2 separate regions of the Homo sapiens genome follow, and region 1 is linked to region 2. The links are chromatin loops, found by intact Hi-C in ENCODE. Cell type or tissue: ovary. All regions are shown on one strand. Each heading gives the region's core, and the rest is flanking DNA. Links, peaks and the distances in the headings are about the cores only.

Evidence for each region. A loop is a pair of places that touch in the nucleus more often than their neighbours do. Peaks named below come from ENCODE experiments on the same cell type or tissue, not always from the same donor. Only the 100,000 strongest peaks of a DNase experiment are listed, where the experiment ranks them.
Region 1: a loop joins it to region 2, with 2.2 times the contacts of the local background. A loop is called at or near these places in 12 of 110 quality-filtered maps.

What each region holds. Positions count from the first base shown.
Region 1 is chr6:130,830,491-130,840,638 of GRCh38, forward strand. SMLR1 (small leucine rich protein 1) reads left to right here. Exons shown (of 2, transcript NM_001195597.2): 2 at 4,380-6,645. The coding sequence ends at 4,465. EPB41L2 (erythrocyte membrane protein band 4.1 like 2) reads right to left here. Exons shown (of 20, transcript NM_001431.4): 20 at 8,857-10,108. Among named protein-coding and RNA genes, the nearest start is that of SMLR1, 8.2 kb to the left of the region's middle. In ovary, for the core only: no CTCF peak of the experiment used is centred there; no DNase peak of the experiment used is centred there; H3K27ac peaks cover 1,443 bases.
Region 2 is chr6:130,691,809-130,702,007 of GRCh38, forward strand. No RefSeq gene overlaps it. Among named protein-coding and RNA genes, the nearest start is that of SMLR1, 130 kb to the right of the region's middle. RefSeq lists an enhancer at 9,928-10,199. In ovary, for the core only: no CTCF peak of the experiment used is centred there; a DNase peak (open chromatin) is centred at 6,317; H3K27ac peaks cover 1,427 bases.

The DNA of each region.
Region 1 (10,148 bases), core at 1,122-9,121, 140 kb after region 2:
AAAGAATACTAATGACTAGAAACACTATTACTGCCAACCATCTGGAAGATGCTCAGTGAGGATGTCAAAGGCATTTAAACGAGAGCAACTCCATCTTGAATAGGGGCTAGGTAAAATGAGGCTGAGACCTACTGGGCTGCATTCCCAGACAGTTGAGGCATTCTAAGTCACAGGATGAGATAGGAGGTCAGCACAAGATACAGGTCATAAAGACCTTGCTGATAAAATAGGTTGCAGAAAGAAGCCACCCAAAACCCACCCACCAAAACCAAGATGGTGATGACAGTGACCTCTGGTCGCCCTTACTGCTACACTCCCACCAGCACGACAGTTTACAAATGCCCTGGCAATGTCAGGAAGTTACCCTACATGGCCTAAAAAGGGGTGGCATAAATAACCGCCCCCCCGCGTTTAGCATATAATCAAGAACTAACCATAAAAATGGGCAACCAGCAGCCCTCGGGGCTGCTCTGCCTGTGGAGTAGCCATTCTTTTATTCCTTTACTTTCTTAATAAACTTGCTTTCACTTTACGAACTCGCCCTTAATTCTTTCTTGTGCAAGATCCAAGAACTCTCTCGGGGTCTGGATCTGGACCCCTTTCCTGTAAGAAGGACAGCATAGCTGAGTGGATCAAAGTAGTCCTCCCTGATGGCAGTTTTTGTTCTGTTGAGACTGAGCCCAAAGCAAACCGGGTGAGAAATGTGGGGGCCCTGGATGGTGTCCTTGACAGATTCCTGGTCAGGGTAGCAGCTGATGGGCAAGCTGCACTATACATTCCCTCCAGAAGTTTATATTCAAACCATCTTTCGGTTGTATTTCCCTCCTCTCCCACATGGAATCAGTGCATCTATTTTTTTTTGGAGTAATTCTTGATTATATTTTCCAGTGTTAGCAGCCAACTATAGACTATGGATATTTTCGTTTTTAGGTTGATCTGGTCCCTTTAATTCCAAATAGTCTTTCTCCTAAGAAGAAAAGCCACCCAAACTCTAAGAACATGTACCTTTGAAAAAATTATAGTTCTGGCACCATTTTCCTAAGGGTAAGTAGTACTGTCTTCTCTCCAGTTTGAGGGCAAATGAGATCACTGGACTCGAAATAAAATATCACCAGTTTGTATCTCCATTTCGCAGCATCCACTTAAAAAACTGTCAACAGATGGTCAAATGTCATGTCGTTAATCTTCCAACCAGGGTTATGGCAAATGTAATCATTTCTGTTTTATTCCTGTAAAGAGAGGGACATTGATAGATTAACTGGCATGTTCGCAGAACCCCAGAGTCCTGCATTCTAAAACAGAAAACCAGCTTGCCTGTCTCATACAGCTGGGTCTGTCAGACAAGAGAGCCATTTTAAGATGTGATGGAAAGCATGTGGAGGTATTGTAATCACTCAACATTAATCCCCACACTTCAAGCCTTAGGAGGTAATGGTGCACATAAATTTAATTAGTATGTAGGGAACATCAATTTTCTCGCAAAGGAAGAAAGAAAATTCTCTAACATCCCGCACTCTTCAATCTGTGTCAATTTCCTTGAGGAGTAGCTCTTGGGGTGGAAGTATGTGTCATGAACTTCCCATAGCCAATCCCTGCATCAGCCATTGTCATGGACATTTTGCATCTTCTAGGTTGGAAGTTTTCATTATCTTATTTCCCTAAGTCCTGAGATTCCCAAACCTTTACTTCCAGGCCACCCCACCCCCAAAACACCATCGCCCTGATCAGGAACAAATTGTTGTCTAAAATGACAAACATGGCCAAAAATAGTCATTATTTAATTAAATTTTAAAACGTGTCTACTGAAATGCCTAAATGTTTTTGCACGGAGTTGGACCCAAAAAGAAAGTCAGGTAGTTAACCAGGTCTTGGCCTTCAGCAACGCACATCCTAAAACAAATAACTAAAGTACTGATAATATACAGGCTGGCTAGGCATCTTCCACTGAACTTCATACTCACTCTACTCAACCTCTTGAAGCTTCGGCCTCCTGGTCTGTAAAATAGAAATAACAGCAGGACATACTATAGGACGGGTATGGTGATTAAGCGAGGTAATACATATAAGGTTCTTAACAGTGCCTGTTCTGAACAACTGTTAGTCATTATTATCCTGCTAGCTTGAGAATTCTAAGAAGGCACTGTTTGTGTCATTATAGCATTACAGTAGCTATTATTAAAATAGTCTTGGGATAATTAAGTACATTGCCCAAGGTTACCTACCCACAAAGTGGTAGAAAGAGCATTCGAACCCTGGCTGGCTCCAGAGATAGCCCCTCTTCACCGACGCACCACCTCTGGAGTATCGAGTCCTCAGTAGGGGTTCTATCTGTTGAGTCCTTTTGGTCCAGACAGATAAACTTACCACCAATTGTGGGACAGTTTTAAACAAGGCAAAAATTTTACAACATCTTTGAAGAATTTGATCAATCTCTTAATATAACGGGGGTCATAATAGTTATTGATGATGGTGATTCCTCCACATAAAGATCTGCCTGAGTCAAATCACATTTCTTTACCTGGGAACTAACAGGGCACACTGCATTGCTTGCAGGATTTTCCACAACCACGACCTTGGGTGTTCTCAAGGCCAACTGCCTATCGAATCTCTCTGCACATCCTCCTTAATAGACCCAATGAAATGAAATGACAGCCAAATTGCAAGCTCTTTTAGGTTAGGGAGGCATTATTTTACTTCTCTCACTCTCCATATGGTGCCTAGCAAAGACACTTAATTCACTGGGTAGATGATTCACTGTAGATTGACGAGCTTCCTCTTGGCCTCTCCATTCTAGTTCTCTCTCCACTCTTAAGAGTTCACTTTTTTTCTGTCTCGTTATTCAGGTCACCCATTTTCAGCTCTACAATCTGTATCCTGGTCCCTCATTCAAAGCACCCTATTGTGCAGTTAGCCATTGGTAATAAGAGTAAAAGGGAATAAAGTACTCATATTTCAGTGAGTTAAAAGTCTAAGCCATGGGCCATCTCCAAGGAATACCTTTGAAATAGCGATAATCTACGGAAAGTCAGTGTGACTCAGTAGCTGAAACTGTGGTCTCTGAAGTCAGATTGCCTGGAATCAAATCCTGAATTCATCAGTTTCTCTGATCTTGGGCAAATTACTTCATCATGATTTCTTTCTGCCCCAGTTTGCTCATCAGCAATTTAATAATAATGATGACTAGCTCATCATGTCATCACAAGAATTGAACGAGAAAGATTGCAAAGGGCTTCACACAGCACCTGGCACAGAGCAAGTGCAAGTATTGGCTACTAAATCTTGAGGCCCATGTTGTCAGGGACTTGTCACTCTCCAACACATATGCACCCTCCCTAACATGATAAGCATTTGTGTAGGCCTGGTCAGGGAAAGTGCATGTGTCCTGGGGTACATGGCATACAATGTATCAAGTAAGGGATAAATTGCATGGGCTTTATGTGGGAGCCTAAGAGAGCATTTTCAGGTTCAAGCCTACAAACATGTTTATTACCTCCCATGAGATTAGAAGCTCCTGGTCTCTGGCTTGATTAATTATACTTCTGAAAACAAAACTTTTGAGGATGAAAGCAGGATCAGTTGTTCCTGGTTTCAGGAAGAGAGCTGTGTCTTCTGATGTACGAGGAAGATCCCAACGAATATGTGTCAGGATCTCAGAAGGCATCTCAGGGCTAAAAATCAAATCTAGTTATTGCCAGAGACATAATAGTTGAAGCTAAGGAGCAGATAAAAGCACACAGGTGGCATACAATAAAAGCCAAAGGGAGGAGAATGGTGGGGGCAGACAGAGAGAGGGGTTGTGTCAAATGCTACTGAGGAAGAAAACTAGGGATTGGAAAATGCCACTAGATTCAGTAATTCGATGGCATGGTGAGTTTTAATATTTTAGTAGAGTAGCTTTAACTGAAATTATATATTAAGGGGTTAAGGAATGAGCAGGTTGCAAAAAGCTGAAATAGAGTCATCAGTAAAATATACCAAAAGGTAAAAGGGAGAAAACTAATTTGACTTGTCTAAAGACTGTAAGTGCCCAGACACATTTTTGGGAGGGATGAGCAGGGGCAGACACTGTGACTTGCTGTGGGAGTTTCAACTTAATCAACAAAATCTAAATATACTTAGCATGTAACAATTCTCATTACAGTGGTAGTTTGTTTGCTCTAACCAGGGCCATTCTTTAGAAAGAAGCCTTTACATTTCCACTGGATGTGGTTGAGGAGATAAGGATCGATCCTGTAATAGGATCTGCTTGGAAGACCTGGACTTCTGTGACTCGCCAAGGCCACCAGTGTCAGATATGCTGGCCAACAGCCCTTATGAACTCTAAATGACCAATGGCACTCAGATGTCTCCAAATTATTAACTAATATTTTTCCTTTCAGTTAATGAAGAACTGTCCCAGAACTGTGATCGCCAACATAATCCCAAGGATGGCTCTTCCCTGTACCAGAGAATGAAATGGACGTGAAGTTGGGGACTTTCCAATAACTAAAGCACAATGAGTTTCTACTGGTCAGCAAGCAATGGCCAACAGTTCAGCTAATAAAGTAGGTTGATAAACTAGAACCATAGCAAAATAGAAAGAATACTAAGATACTCATTCTGAACCATACTGAAAAGTGGCAGCTATTATCTAAGGGGACTTCTCAGAGACTCAGTATAACAGCAGCTCTTGAAAAGTACCAAGAATGGATTTCCTGGGTATATACACTGGACACATTGTAACTTTTTAACTTTTATTGTGACTGTGTCTGCTCTAAACGGCATATTTAAAAAATAAAATTCTGCAGCATCTTACTACATAATCCCATAGGAACCCCTATTATTCCGATTTTAGAGGTGAAGAAACCTTGGTAGAGATCCAATGAATAGCAAAAGATGAATGCCTTGGAGAGAGCTCAGTAGATTCCATATGCAAGAATATTTCCACGTTCTTCTTGCAGTTCAGCAACTCTTAAGTGACACAGTTCAGGTATCATTTTTGGACCTGACTTTGCTTCTCTCCTTTTCCTGATTGCTTTCACAAATCATTATTGTCACAAATATGCACAAAACAAGTGGAGTATCCCCACACTAGGTATGGATCACCCACAAATGTAGCTTTCAGCATGATGCGACCTGGAAATGTTGGCAATTTGGTAATGGGAAAAGGAAAGGGCAGAATGTTCACATAATTCCTGAGGAGGAGAATACAAGTCTTTGCCTGTAATACCAAAATACAGGGAGCTATATCTAACTATGCGGATAAGTCAACATTTCACTACAGTTCTTTTTCAGTGGGAGCCCCAAAGAGACAACATAGGTAATTGAAAAGAAACTTAATTCTAGGGGTAGTTAAACGAGATTGTGGTTACTGTTGTGCTCCCCACATTCTTCCAGTTAACATAAATCAAAGATGTTCAATGCATTCTAAGTGTAAGACTGGTTACATTCCAATCTTTGTGCAGGACATTAACAGGCTGAGTGATCCACTTTATAAAACATAATGAATGGGGTCACCTGTAAGAAATGCACCTGTTTCAGTAGTGGCTTACAGTCATACTAAAGGTTGTGTGGATGACCCAAAGCAAAAATATACCATCAGTGCTGGATTTTTACTGCTTCTTCCCCTCAGCCCCACCCTAAAATTCTTGATACCCATTCCGTGAGTAGTTTCCATTTGCACTTCTTGCATAATATAAAACTTATTGCTAGAATAAAGACACTCACTTCTGCATTTTACTGCACTTGATTACAATGAAAATGTCTGCCGGGGTTTTCAGACTGAACTAATTCAGAGTAACAGTGCTCTTGCCATATGGAAGGAATAACAATATTCTTTCAGTTTTGGGAGAGATCTCTTTTTAGCCCCTGGGGGAAATCAGCTTATGTAAAAATGCTTTCTTTAACAGAAAGTGTGAAAGGACAGATCGTATTCCTATCTCAGGCAGCTGCCAGCCACATTTGTGGCTCAGCTATCAAGGTTTGCTCCATCTTCCTCCAATAATGGGCACTTCAGAAGGCCAGTTCCAGCTCTGGTGGGTGCTGGTCCACCATCTCAGCTATTGTGATAACACATGAGCTCTATATAGACATGTTTTCAGCACCAAGCACTACCAAGTACTTTAGAACAAGGCCTGTTTCTTTTCTGCCATCCAATGAGAGCAGAGAATCTCCAATGAAACTGACTAGATTTATGAATGTTTTTTATATGTAGAGAGGGGCAGAAACATGTTCATTTTCCCATGAAGGAACAAGTCCCAAGGGTTTATCATCTGCCTGAAGGCACTGCTAACGAATTTGTCAAATCCTTTATCCAGCACAGCTTTACCAAGCAGCTGCACAGTCAGGCCTTTGCACTTCTCATTCTCATAGGTCCAGTTTAAGATCTCATTCAGTCCTGAACTGCTTCGGTCCTTTGCATTCCTGCTGTCTTGGCCTCCACCTAGACCAAGTCGGCAGTCTCCCTACATTACCCTACATTCAGCTGCATCCTATGCTCCAAGGCCTTTCACCAGGGGCCAGAAATGCTCCCACAACCCTCAATGGTCTCACTACAACAGTTCCGAATCTTATTCCAAATGCTATAGTATCTGAAACGGTTCACCAATAGGGATAATGTTTCTCCAACTGGAGACCTTCAATAAAACACTTCAATAGGTGCTTTAATTTCTGTCACATTGTCATTATTTATTATTCAATAAATTTACCAAAAAACATATATAAATATATATATTATTTTGGAGACAGGTCTTGCTATGTCACTCAGGCTGGGGTGAAGTTGTGCAATCATAGCTCACTGAAACCTCAAACTCTTGGGGCTCAAATGATCCTACTACCTCAGCCTCTGGCTACAGGACAGGAGTGCACAGCCTCACTTGGGTTTTTTTGTTTTGTTTTTTGTTTTTGGTAGATACAGGGTCTCAGTAGGTTGACCATGCTATTCTTGAATTCCTGGCCTCAAGCTATGCTCCTGCCTCTACCTCCCAAAATGCTGGGATTACAGGTGTGACCCACTGTGACCAGCTAAAAATTTAACAGAATGAACTCAAAGCTGTAAATACTATCTTTTCATCTCTCTTGATAATCATGTTGGTAATTTGGCAATTTGGTGTTGGGAAACTGCAGGTCCATGACTGCTGCACATCCTAAACCTAGCTGAAAAACAATTTGGGCAAGAAAAAGCCCATATTATGTTTTCTGAAATGTTATTTGCAAAAGTTTTTTAAAAATAATCTGGCCAGGTAACAGCCTCCAGAATTTTCCAGACATAATTTAGCGATTGGAAAATTCAGAAGAGGTAAACACTCCTAGACAATAAGAACAGCTTTTTGGTGAAATCTCAAGTTCTTTGGCAAGACTGAATATCAGAAATCAGAGTTCACAACTCTGATAACCATCAAAATTCAGAACTCTGATAACTCTCAGAATTCATGACATTAAGCACATTTTGGAAATAAATTTTCTGATTTCTATTTATCAAAAAGTTGTTAGAATTTTCAAAGCATGCTCACAAGATTCTTACTTTCTGACTTTGTAATTGGTGTGCCAGTCAGAAGAGGCCTCTGAATTTATCACAATGTATTCAATGACATACAGTCTAACATGTGAGTGACAAGCAGAAGACAGCAGAAAACATGTATTCAAAAATACCATCCAATGTATAATTACCATCAAACAGATTGGGGATTTAAAAATATTCTTTCCACTTTTCAAATTTTTCAAATCCAATTTCCAAAACCTTGTTTGATCTACTTTCCTATTTATTCTATCATTTAGCCCAATTTACCAGATGAGATTATAACAGCCAGAGAAATACTTTATAATACAAAATATTTTTTTAAAAGACAGCCTTGCTCCTGTAGCTACAGGTGGGAATAAGTATAAACATTGTTTCAAGTGGCTCTGTGGGTATTAATTCCCATAGATTCTCTCAATGCCCCCAGGACCCTAAACCCTGTTCTTGCTGTCTCAGCTAAATAAAACCGAGCCCTAATCCCCGCACACCACCTTTCTTAGTCCATGGGACCTGTGAAGACAAACTTTCTTCCTGTCACTGCAAATATGGTCTTCAAAACACCCAGGGAAGCGCAACCTATGATTTCAATGTGAGTGTTATACAAACTTTCTGATGAGGCATACATTTGCAAAATCACATTTGGTTCCACAATATTTCTAAGGCTTGGCTTGCTGAATCGGATTCTCCAGGGAGTTGTTGTTTTTGTAATAATTATAGAGAAAGTGAGAAAGGCCTTTCACAAGGCGAGAGATAATTTAGTGGAAACAGATCTCAAAGACGACAGTTATGCAAATTGTATTTAATGTACTTACTTTAAATGACTAGAGAAAAAAATTCTATATAACACTTTACAAGAAATGTACCCTGTTGGTTATTTGCTCTATAATAACACCATAACCTGGTGTGCCCCAACAAAAGTTTCACAAGAAAGCATCCCAATCAGACTGGGATGCAGCCCCTCAGTGGCCTAGTTTGCCTGATATACAGAGGGCCAGTGGACACAAAGTAAAGAAGGACATGAAGCAGAGGAGCAAGATTCAGATGGTACAGCTAAAATATTTCCTGAAAACAAAATGAAAAATGCACAAAGAAAACAAGCAAAAATATCCCTCGGAGAATTCGTAAAAGCTGGAATGGATTATGTAACCAGGCAGAAGGAATCTGGCACTCTCAACATTAGATTTACAAACTTTCAACGTCGCTTTCACCGTTTCAAATAGTGATGTTGGCAGCATCATCAAATTACAGAAGAGCTGAAAACAGATTTTGAAATGCTACTTTTCACAAAATACTAAGACTTCTGATGAAAAATATCACTCAAGTTTGTTTTTTTAACCCTTTAGAAAAAGAGAAGTGACAAGTTTAGAGAATAAACAAACTTTATTTTATAATAGTATTACAGGAAGCAAAATATCATTTAATACAACTTGAGGCTGCTATAAATCTAATCTGGCATCGTAACTATACATAGGGTCAAAGGCAAAGGAAAAAATGTTCAATATAGTTAATAAGTCCCTATCGGGTCTCTGGTGCCAGCTTTAAATGGTATAACTTTCTTGTAACCAACAGAACACCACCACAGCCCCCTCCCCCTCTCCCCAGCATCCTCAAACCTGTGTGAATCATAAAACTATCTGAAAGAGATAGGCCTGCTCAATAACAAAAGGTAAGTTTTACATGTGTAGACAAAGAGGTTTAATACAAAGCAAGAGTTCTACCCAAGTGTTCAAATAATGGAAAGAATTGAAATGTGGGTATGTTAAGAAAGAAAGCACTAAGGTTTTAAGCTGCCTGAATCTTTTAGTAGAAGGGAAGAAAGTTTTCTCTTTCTCTTCCCTCCTGTTCTGGAATGCTGCCGAAGGGCATGTGTCTGACAAGCATTGGCACTGTGGTGCGGCAGGGTCTCTAAGCACAGTGCACAGTCAGTGAACTTCTTCATTATTCTCCAGTCCAGAGATTCTGACTCTCTACTAAAAGTAGAAAGTCACAGGACTGGAAAGTCAAAAGGGTCCAATATAAAAAACATCCCTGTGAAATTCTCAAATATTAGAAAATTTTCAAGATGTAAGAAAGGCTTTTAATCTGTATTAATATTTTCTCATACAGTATATTTGCTGCAATTTGAAAACTCCGTAAATATTTACTGTGAGAATTCAATGAAAAGAATCCAGAAGAAGGAAAGCCACTATCTAAATTAGTCACAGAGTTTCCTTTCTGCGCAACAGCACCTGTTCAAGTGAACAGCACCTTACCAGCTTGGGCTGGCTTTGTTCACTGTCATTTGATCAAAGTGAGTCATTAAAAGCAGGTAGTTGCACACAAAGTAAACAGAAAACAAAACCAAAACCCCTTAATTAACAACAACAAAAAGAAAGAACTGAGAATATTTAGAAGTGGTTATAAAACAAAATAATATATTAAATGCATGGGAGCAATATAGACCAGAGCTGGTAAGGAAAGGTTTGGTGTTGGCATTTTAATTCTTCAGGCTTCTGGTCATTGTTACCAGTTGTAGCATAAATTCGCTGGAATAGTGGTGTGGCATTAAGACTTGGAACGGTCAAAAAATCTTCAGGGGTTCACAAAGTTGAGTGTTGTTTAAAAAATGACTTTCTAGAAGAGAAAAAAAAAAAAAAAACAGAAGGCTTAAATA
Region 2 (10,199 bases), core at 1,502-9,501:
AATAATCCACCCATCAGCCATAGAATATACATTCTTTTCCTCTGCACATGGGACATACTCCAAGATCAATCACATGTTTGGTCATAAAGAAAGTCTCAGTGAATTCAAAAATACTGACATAATGCCAACCATCGTCTTGAACTACAGTGGAATAAAAATAGAAATGAATATGAGAAGATCCCTCAAAACCACACAATTACATGAAAACTAAACAACTTGCTGTTGAACAACTTTTGGAGAAACAATAAAATTTAAAAATTATTTTAAATAAATGTAAACTTAGAAACAACATACCAAAATCTCTGGGATGCAACAAATGCAGTGTTAAGAAGACAGTTATAGCACTAAGTGCCTGTCTCAAAAAGTTATAAAGTTAATAATCTCACATCACAGTTAGAGGAACTAGAAAAATAACCCCAAAACTAGCAGTAGCAAAGAAATACTAAAATCAACACAGACCTGAACAAAATTGAGACCCAAAAATCTATACAAAGAAGCAATGAAACCAAAAGTGGGTTCTTTGAAAGGATAAACAAGATCCATAGACCACTAGCTAGATTAACAAAGAAAAAAAGAGAGAAGATCCATATAAGCACAACCAGAAACACAAAGATGACATTACAACCGATCCTACAGAAATACAAAGGATTTTCAGAGACTATTCTGAACACCTCATGCACACAAACTAGAATACTGAGAGGAAATGAATAAATTCCTGGAAACACACAATCTCCCAAGGATAAATCAGGAAGAAATGAGGAGACAAGATCAAGTTCTGACATTGAATCATAACAAAAATCCTACCAACCAAAAAAACCCTGGACCACATGGATTCACAGTCAAATCCTACCAGATGTACAAAGAAGAGCTAGCACCGATTCTACTGAAACTATCCAAAAAATCGAAGAGGAAGAACTCCTCTCTAACTCATTCTATGAAGCCACCATCATCCTGATACCAAAACCTGGCAAACAGACAACAAAAAAGAGAACTACAGGCCAATATCCCTGATTAACATAGATGCAAAAATCTTCAACAAAATACTAGCAAACCAAATCCATTAGCACATCAAGGATATGGAAATAAGTACAGTAAGTGAGTGTCATTTTTTATTTCCCCAATGGTAACAATGTAGTAATAAGTATTATTTCTTAAATGGATTATATATCTATGTGAGATATGCATGTGTTGGAGGCTTTTCCTTAACAGTCTCTCCTTTCTTAAGAGCCAGAATCTGGCTGAGCACAGAGGTTCATGCCTGTAATCCCAGCACTTTGGGAGGCCGAGGCAGGTGTTTCACAAGGTCAGGAGCTTGAGACCAGCCTGGCCAGCATAGTGAAACCACGTCTCTACTAAAAATACAAAAATTAGCCGGGCATGGTGGCGCACGCCTGTAGTCCCAGTTACTCAGGAGGCTGAGGCAGGAGAATCACATGAATCCAGGAGACAAAGGTTGTGGTGAGCCAAGATCGCGCCACCGCACTCCATCCTAGGCAACAGAGCGAGACACCATCTCAAAAAAAAAAAAAAAAAAAAAAGCCAGAATCATGGAAGTAAACCTCCCCCTTATAAATAAGACGAGTCATTCAGGAATAGAGTGTTGCAATGAAGTCCCAGGCTCTGAAGGCTTACTTTGGGGTTCAAATCCCAGCTGCACTGCTTACTAGCTATGTACAAGTCCTTCCACCTCTATATATATTCCTTATGTGTAAAATAATAATAGAAAAAAATTGAAAAAACAGAACAGAAAAAAATATTGAAAGCAAATGTGCCAACATACAAATAAGAATTCTCTCTGGATGGCATGTCTGGTGATTTTTCTAAACTTTCTCCAATTAAAGGAAAGAATAATTAGTGTTGTCAAGTAGAGAGCTAACCTTTATTAATTATCTAAGAATTACCTCGATTAGCACAGTTTAAATAATAAGCAGATGTTAAATAAAGTACTTTTAGAGATCCTAAATAGTTTTTTAGCTTGTTAACTCTATATCCTCAACTAAAGTCTTTTTTCATAATTGGGCAAAACTAAACATACCCTAGTCCATATGCATATTACCACACAGACAGACTGATACTGATTAGCTGTTAAATACCACTGTGTTTCTTTGTTAAGGAAAAGATTTGAAACAGAAAAACAGACAACTCAACTTCTAATTAATGCAGGTTCTTTCAAATGACTTAGAAGATAATATTTTGAAACTTTTCTAGACTTTGCTTTTCTCAGATGTACAAAGGAAAGATAACACTCAGAATAGTTTCAAAGAAGAGTCACACACAAAAAAATGACAGTAGTTAGGGAACTCTAAATTCTAAGAATTCTAAGAAATGTGACTGTCTGCCCCTGAAGAGCTCCAGGCCTCTGCACACGTTACTCCACTAACACTTTCCCAACAATTATATTCACCACCAGCAAAACTGATGACTATAACAACCGTATTAGAAAGACAGATATTGATTCACTAGAAATATGTACTATTAGAGTTCACTCTCATTTTAACATACCAATTCATATTCATATTTCATCACTGCTTTCCTGGAGTAATTTTTCCAAAAGATTAAACACAAAAATTTTTTCTGGGGCCTTAAAATAGCACATAACGTGATCCCATTGTTTACCACCTACTTTCCACACTCATCATTTAACCTTAAAATCACATGACAATTGTGTTTTACAAACGATTTTTATTACAACAAAATTCTTTTTGGAGTGATGAGTTTTGTAATCTTATTCTAATATAATGGAGGTTCATCCTGCCTTAAAATTAGATCTTGCCAACAGATGAAATAAAGGATCATTATTTACATAACAAAAGATGCTGTTTATCAAAAGATTCATTGCAAAGAAGATTCTTTTAAAGGGCAAGCTCTTCTACTACATTTAAAATACTTCAGTTTAGAACAACTGTGTCTTCCCGTAGCTTTTCAGTAGTGAAGTTGGAGCATCCGTATATTGTGCATATCTCATTACAATGACAGAACTTTACAAAGCAAGGAGCCGCTCAGCTATGACTCAATCAATTAGGAAAGGAGAAAAGCAGACCCAGCCAAGGAGAAACATGGAGAAGCAGCAGCAGGAAGGACAGAATAAGTTAAGAAGCATAAAGAAGGCTTTAAAAAATGAAAATTCTCAAATATCTGGGAGAACAGTGAAATAGAGCAACTCCGTGGCTTGTTTCCATTACATGTGATATAGTTTGGCTCTGTGTCCTCACCCACATCTCATCTAGAATTGTAATCCCCACATGTTAAGGGAGGACCTGGTGGGAGGTGATTGGATTATGGGGGCGCTCTCCCCATGCTGTTCTCATGATAGTGAGTGAGTTCTCATGAGAGCCAATGGTTTTAAAGTGTGGCATTTCCCCTTTGCTCACTTTGTCTCTCTCCTGCTGCCATGTAAGATGTGCCTTGCTTCCCCTTCACCTTTGCCATGATTGTAAGTTTCCTGAGGCCTCCCCAGCCATGCAGAACTGTGAGTCAATTAAACCTCTTTCCTTTATAAATTACCCAGTCTTAGGCAGTTCTTTACAGCAGTGTGAAAATTGACTAATATAACATGTATATATAATCAAACTCTTCCCAAAAGGTTTAAAAAGGTTTCTGAGGTAAGAACCTCTGTCTAGTTGTCAGTCCTTACCTAGCAATGAGTCCCAAGCATAGTAGACCCCAATAAATATTTGTTGAATGAAAGAAATGACACCAAATATTGCATTTGAATAACCTCTAATGAGCGTACCTTCCATTTTGGTACACCCAGGAAAATGATTAGGGGTAAGGGATGCCAGAGGGATTATTATCTATCTTTGTTCAACTTCTTATACAAACAAAACAAAGCCACCAAATCACAATTATTGATAAGGTGATTATTATCTCTTTTGACAATGAGATGAAATGTTACCTATATTCAATAATCGCACTAATCTAGTTAGTGTCTATGACTGCCAATAAATCTTAAGCAACAGATTCCATCCAAGTCCTCCGATTAGAGGGCAGCCTTGTATCACATCCTGACTCCCTACCCCCAGCTCCACCACCCATTCCAGATCAGGACCAAAAGCCCTCCTTGGAAAGGAAGGCCCTGCCTGCTGATCTGTCCTTTCTCCCTGCAGACAGATAGTGCCCCTACCAGAGTGGTCTACGACTCCCTTCTACCACTTGCCTGCATGCCTCTCAGAGATGCAAAAATGCCACAAACAGCAATAAGCTTCCAGTTCAATAATCTTCTGTTCAAACTGGGCAGAAGCTTCAGTTAATGCAGAGAATCTTAGAAAAGGATAAAATAAGATTTATGTCCATATATCCAAAGGCCATTGTCCTACTTGGTAAGTGTGAAAGCTGATTGCAAGAGGTATTGTGGTATTCTAGCTTTCATATGTTCTGTTTATGTAGCCAAATTTCCATTATTTTGGTAATGGAGGACAGGGAAGAAGTATAATAGATAATTGAAATTCACAGATAATCCCCAACCCAAAATCTTGGCCAGTAGTTACTACCTTAATGCCCACAAATCTTTGATCAGAGCATCCCAGCAAGAAATCAAATTGCAGAGCCACGCAGCTTCAATGGTCAACTTCTTTTCATTCTTCCAACAAACCTGCCAACCTTCTATTTTTCTCCTGCTATTCACCCCACCACTGCATCAGTTTTCCAGCATAGACACTTACTTAGCAAAACAGCAGAATTCGTGTGTTAGGAGGAAAGAGAAAGAGAAAAGAATCTGCAAAGCTATTCTCCTAAAAATGGAACATTGTCTTTGTACTTTAAGCAACTTTAGCAATGGGCTTCCTGAGTTGATTTTGGTCTCTCACAGGGCTTCCCATGTGTATTTGATTGATGGTTGTGCAAACTGGTTAACTAGCTAAAAAGACAGGAACCACTTGTTGTTGGCACCCTCTAAGATAGCCCCCAAGAGCTCCCACAAATACACCCCCTATAGCCAAGAAATTACAACAACAAAAAACTTTAAAGGGACATTGAACAACCTGTATTTTTAATGGCTAGCACTTGATCATTTTTTTAGTAGATTATTCTGTGGACAGTTGGGTTTTTTGTTGGGTTTATTTATTTTTTGTTTTGTTTTGCCTCCAAAGGACATATGCCACTAACGATATGTTCTACTTATTATCCAAAATTATTTGCCTCAGCCATTTGGGCAGGAAACACAGAGAATTACTCACAATACCATCACCAGTCATCTCTAGTAAGGAAATAGCGAATTTCTTCCTTGGCTCTTATCTCCAAGTCATTCATTCATCAGATCTCTTTATTCTTTTGTGCTGTGTCTCATCTTCTGTCTCTAATATCACAGCTGCCATTTCAGTCTGAGCCCTTATTACCTCTCTTGTGATTTCCAGCACTTTCTAATTCTCATTGTCCTTTTCCCCTCTTCTCCCCGTATTAAATCATTTCATTCCATTGTTTAAAAACTGCAGGTCTGTAATTACGCTCTCCAGGGACCATGGGCTAACAATAAAATGTTACTAACACTGTTGAACTCCAAAGGGAGTCCCTGACCAAAACTCTGGTGCTTCTGAATTGTTAAAGACAGGGTTGCAACTTAAAATTTGGAAATAAGTACAGTAAGTGAACATCATTTTTTATTCCCCAATGGTAATGCTGTAGTAATAAGCATTATTTTTCAAATGGATTACATATCTGTGTAGGATATGCATGTGTTGGAGGCTTTTCCTTAACAGTTTTTCCTTTCTTAAGGGCCAGAAGAATGGAAGTAAACCTCCCCCTTATAAATAAGAAGAGTCATTCAGAAATAGAGTGTTGCAATGAAGTCCCTGACTCTGAAGACTGACTGTGGAGTTCAAATCCCAGCTGCACTGCTTACTGGCTATGTAGAAGTCCTTCTGCCTCTATATATTTTCCTTATGTGTAAAATAATAATAATAATAACTATTATAGTGTTGTGAGGATTTATACAATTCTCATGTAAAATAAGAAAGAAAAATAAACTCATGCTAATCTCTATGACACACGTAGTTCAGTGCCCTGCCACATAATAAGCACATGGTAAGTGTTGCCTGTTACCATCATTTTCAGTCTCATTAACAAAGAGCATACTGGGAACTCACAGTACATGAGGGTCATAGAATGTCAAGGTTAAAGGAATTTAAGGGACTTTCTCTTTGGTACAATCCCCCTTCCTCCACCACTGGCCACCCCTAATTTTACAAAGGAAGAAAACAATTTAATTCAGAGGGTTTTTTTTTTTTTCCAAGAAGTGATTGTTTATTTTTTACTTTTTCTTTGTAACGCAGTAGACACTGGTTACCTCCGTACAGTGCTGCTCTTACTTTTTGGTGCCACCAAGTGGCCAAGTTTAATGGCGCAGTGATACATCCCCCAGAGGGAACCCCAATTTTTATAGCATAAGCTCTGTTTCAGACAGCCTTCAAAAGCTTTTCAATGCTCATCAATTAATGAGTAGTACTCTGGGTTGAGCAAGGAAGCAAAAGTTACCAGTGGCTCTCCAGTACACTGGAAATGAAGAAAATCATTCCTGAAAAAGAGAAGTAGTTAAGTGTTGGTGTTGGCTGAGCTTCAGCCCTTCCTTCCATGCCTGGAAAGCACTTTCTTATTTCTGAGTTTTAAGAAATGCATGTCTGGTCTTCTGGATAGACAGGAACCATTAGTAGTGTAAACAATATACACATTTTGAATGAACGCTCAAGTGCTAATAACAATATTTGCCTGGAAATTTGATGACCAAAGTGAAATATAGCTCTCAAAGAAAAAAATCTTAAAATAAAAGAATAAACATAAAATTTTAGCCAAAAAATTGCCATAGTGAATAGTCACTTTCAAATTGTTCATCTAATAACATTTTTAACCTTTTCATGAACAGCAGAATATAATGGAAAAAATTTTTTTCAGAAACATGTCTTTTACAAAGAACTTTGTACCTTTGAATTTATAGATTTGGAAAACCTAAAAGAAACCTTCAACTACTAAAAGTGATGGGCAGTCTAGACTCTAGAACAATCAATTCACCATTTTTTGTTTCATTTCCAGCTTCTATATAATGAAAATTATTTTTAAAAATCTTATTTTTTGGTAAAGTCTATTGTTTTAAGCTTTGATTAGTGAGAATGTTATGCATTTGAGGTGTCTCATTTTTCCCTAATCCTTTTTTCTTTTCTTTATAATCTTTTACATTCTTTATTCTATCTTGGTCAAGGATTATTCATTCTGGATATTATTGTATACAATTTTTTAGTTTTTCCTTCTTGTAAAATTTTGAGGTGAAATTTCACTTTGTAAAATGTTTCCTTCAAAATAAAAAAAAAATCCAAAGAGGATTTTTGTTCTTAAAAGACTCAAGATCTAAACAGAATTAAATCACTGAAAATTAAATATAGTTCCTAAAAATTATATTTTGAAAATATAAATGGCAGTATACCAAACAAGTCAGTGAAGAGAATTATGGTATAATTTAATTTTATTTCCTCTTATATTATTATTTAAAATTTTATAAACATTTGTAAAGTTATCTAACTCATGAATCTACTAATTCATGGTAACTACCAATCTAGGTTTTTATTTGACCATTTTAAAGTTCATAACAACTGTTTTGCTACATAAAGTTAATAGCTCTAACAATCCCCATTAATCTGAAGCATTTTAGTCTTACAATAATAAATACTTCAACTGAGAGAATTTAAACATTTAGCTGATAAGGAAATGTTCACATTACATTTGAAATGGTTATTATGCTTGAATGTGACTATTCAGACACTGACAATAAATACAAATGACAAGTTTTGTTCACACTACTAATGTTGATTATATTGATTAGAGACAATGAAAACTACGTGATGATGATTTGTTCATGGAGAGTTCAAGGATGCCACAAATGACACTACAATGAGCCTTTAGCTACTTGGCCTTCCAAAGCCCAAAGTCAAAGCAAACTTGAACTACAAATTGGAGCCAAACTCAAGGCCAACACTTGACTTTAGTGCAGCCCTTATGAAGGTACTCTGGAAGTGTGATACAGGGGTAATTGTCCAGGCAATGGAGTCATCCAGATTCCAGTCTTACCTCTAACTTTTTCTACTTGTTTAATCTTAGGCAAGTTGCACAAGCTCTCAGGCTTCAATTTCCTCATGAAAAAACAGGAACAATAAACTCAGAAGACTGATTGAGGCTGCGCAGATAATGCACTGAGCACAGGGAGTGTCCTGTAGTATACACTCAGTAAATCCTAGTTTACTATAGTTACTGTGATCATCTTCAATAATATTAGGATCATAATATCTACTTTGACGAGTCTACAAATTGGAGATTACCTATCAGTATCACTTAAAAACATTTTGTGTCCATTTAATCAATGTTAGTTGATATTACCTAGCCACCTGTAGAACTTTGCAAAATGCTATAAATACAACCTTAGTTTGTGAATTCAGAGCAAATGCAACCAACAGATGCATACTCAACTGAAATAGACATGTCATTTCTTTTTATTGACCCAGTGTCCTCATCTCCTTCCCATGTATAGGGAACTCTGCATTTTAAAATTTCTGGAGAATGCAGAGCCAACCTCTTCTCATAGAAGCTGAAAACACTTAAAAAGCTCCTTTCATGGTTCTCCCTGAAAGCAAAGCTTAAGCACATGAACTAAATTAAGCCAATCAGATGCACCTATCTATTTTTGCATTAAAGATTGTGATCTAGTGAAACAAGGACAAGAAATCATGCTGAGGGACGCAGAAGATGCATCAGCATCCACTTTCCAGGTGCAGCAATGCTGCTGCTACAAAGTGTGACATCCGGTGGTCAGTAGCAGTCGCTTTAGCGGATCTTACTCATGTGATCATGGCAAGAATTTGCTATGGCTCTAGATGTGTAGCCTCCTTTTTCTTGACTGTTTGTCAAACCTTGTACTCTAACCTTCTCAACAATTATGTGAGCTACACAGCACCCTTTCAATAAATTGCAATTCTGCTTAAGTTAAGCAGAATCCATTTCTGCTGATTGCCACTGAGACTGACATGGAAATTGGTAATAGGCAGTGGGGTGCTGGAGGTAGTTGACCTCCAAATGGGGCACTGACTAAAGGAATGGAAGTAATACAGTAAGGACTCCACAATTCCTTGCAGGGAAGAGTGGATAGCCATGAGGATTATGATTATTCACAACATGAATGGCACCCCCAGGCATTGTGTTTGCAAACTTATTCTGAACTAGGAAATGGTAAGCCTTATTATGCAGTTATAAAACTTGGAAAAAGTTGAAAGTAGCTATTTTTAAAGGAGAGAAAAAATGTAAGTATGGCTTTAATATTGAAAGTTCTTTCTGATGGAAACAAAAAACACTGGGAAGTCTGAAAGAGGGGAGGGAGGAAGGAAGTGTTGAAAAATTACCTACTGAGTACTATGTTTACTATTCGGGTTATGGGTTCAATAGAAGCCCAAACCTCAGCATCACACGATATATCCATGTAACACACCTGCACATGTACTCCCAAATCTAAAATGTTAAAAAAAATATATGGTATTCCTGGTCAAGATGGTCGAATAGGAAGAGCTCGGGTCTGTAGCTCCCAGCAAGACCAATGTAGAAGGGAGGTGATTTCTGCATTTCCAACTGAGGTACACGGCTCAACTCATTGGGACTGATTAGACAGTGGGTGCAGCCCATGGAGGGTGAGCCAAAGCAGGGTGGGGCATTGCCTCACCCGGGAAGTGCAGGGGGTTGGCAAACTCCCTCCTCCAGCCAAGGGAAGCTGTGAGGGACCGTGCTGTGAAGAATGGTGCACTCTGGCCCAAATACTATGCTTTTCCCACAGTCTTCACAACCAACAGACCAGGAGATTCCCTCGGGTGCCTACGCCACCAGGGTCTGGGGTTTCAAGCACAAAACCGGATGGCTGTTTGGGCAGACACCAAGCTAGCTGCAGGAGTTTTGTTTTTTTTTCATACCCCAGCGGCACCTGGAATGCCAGTGAGACAGAACCGTTCACTACCCTGGAAAGGGGGCTGAAACCAGGGAGCCAAGTGGTCTAGCTCAGTGGATCCCACAACCATGGAGCCCAGCAAGCTAAGATCCACTGGCTTTAAATTCTCGCTGCCAGGACGGCAGTCTGAAGTCAACCTGAGATGGTTGAGCTTGGTGTGAGGAGGGGCGTCCACCATTACTGAGGCTTGAGTAGGTGGTTTTCCCCTCACAGTGTAAACAAAGCCACCAGGAAG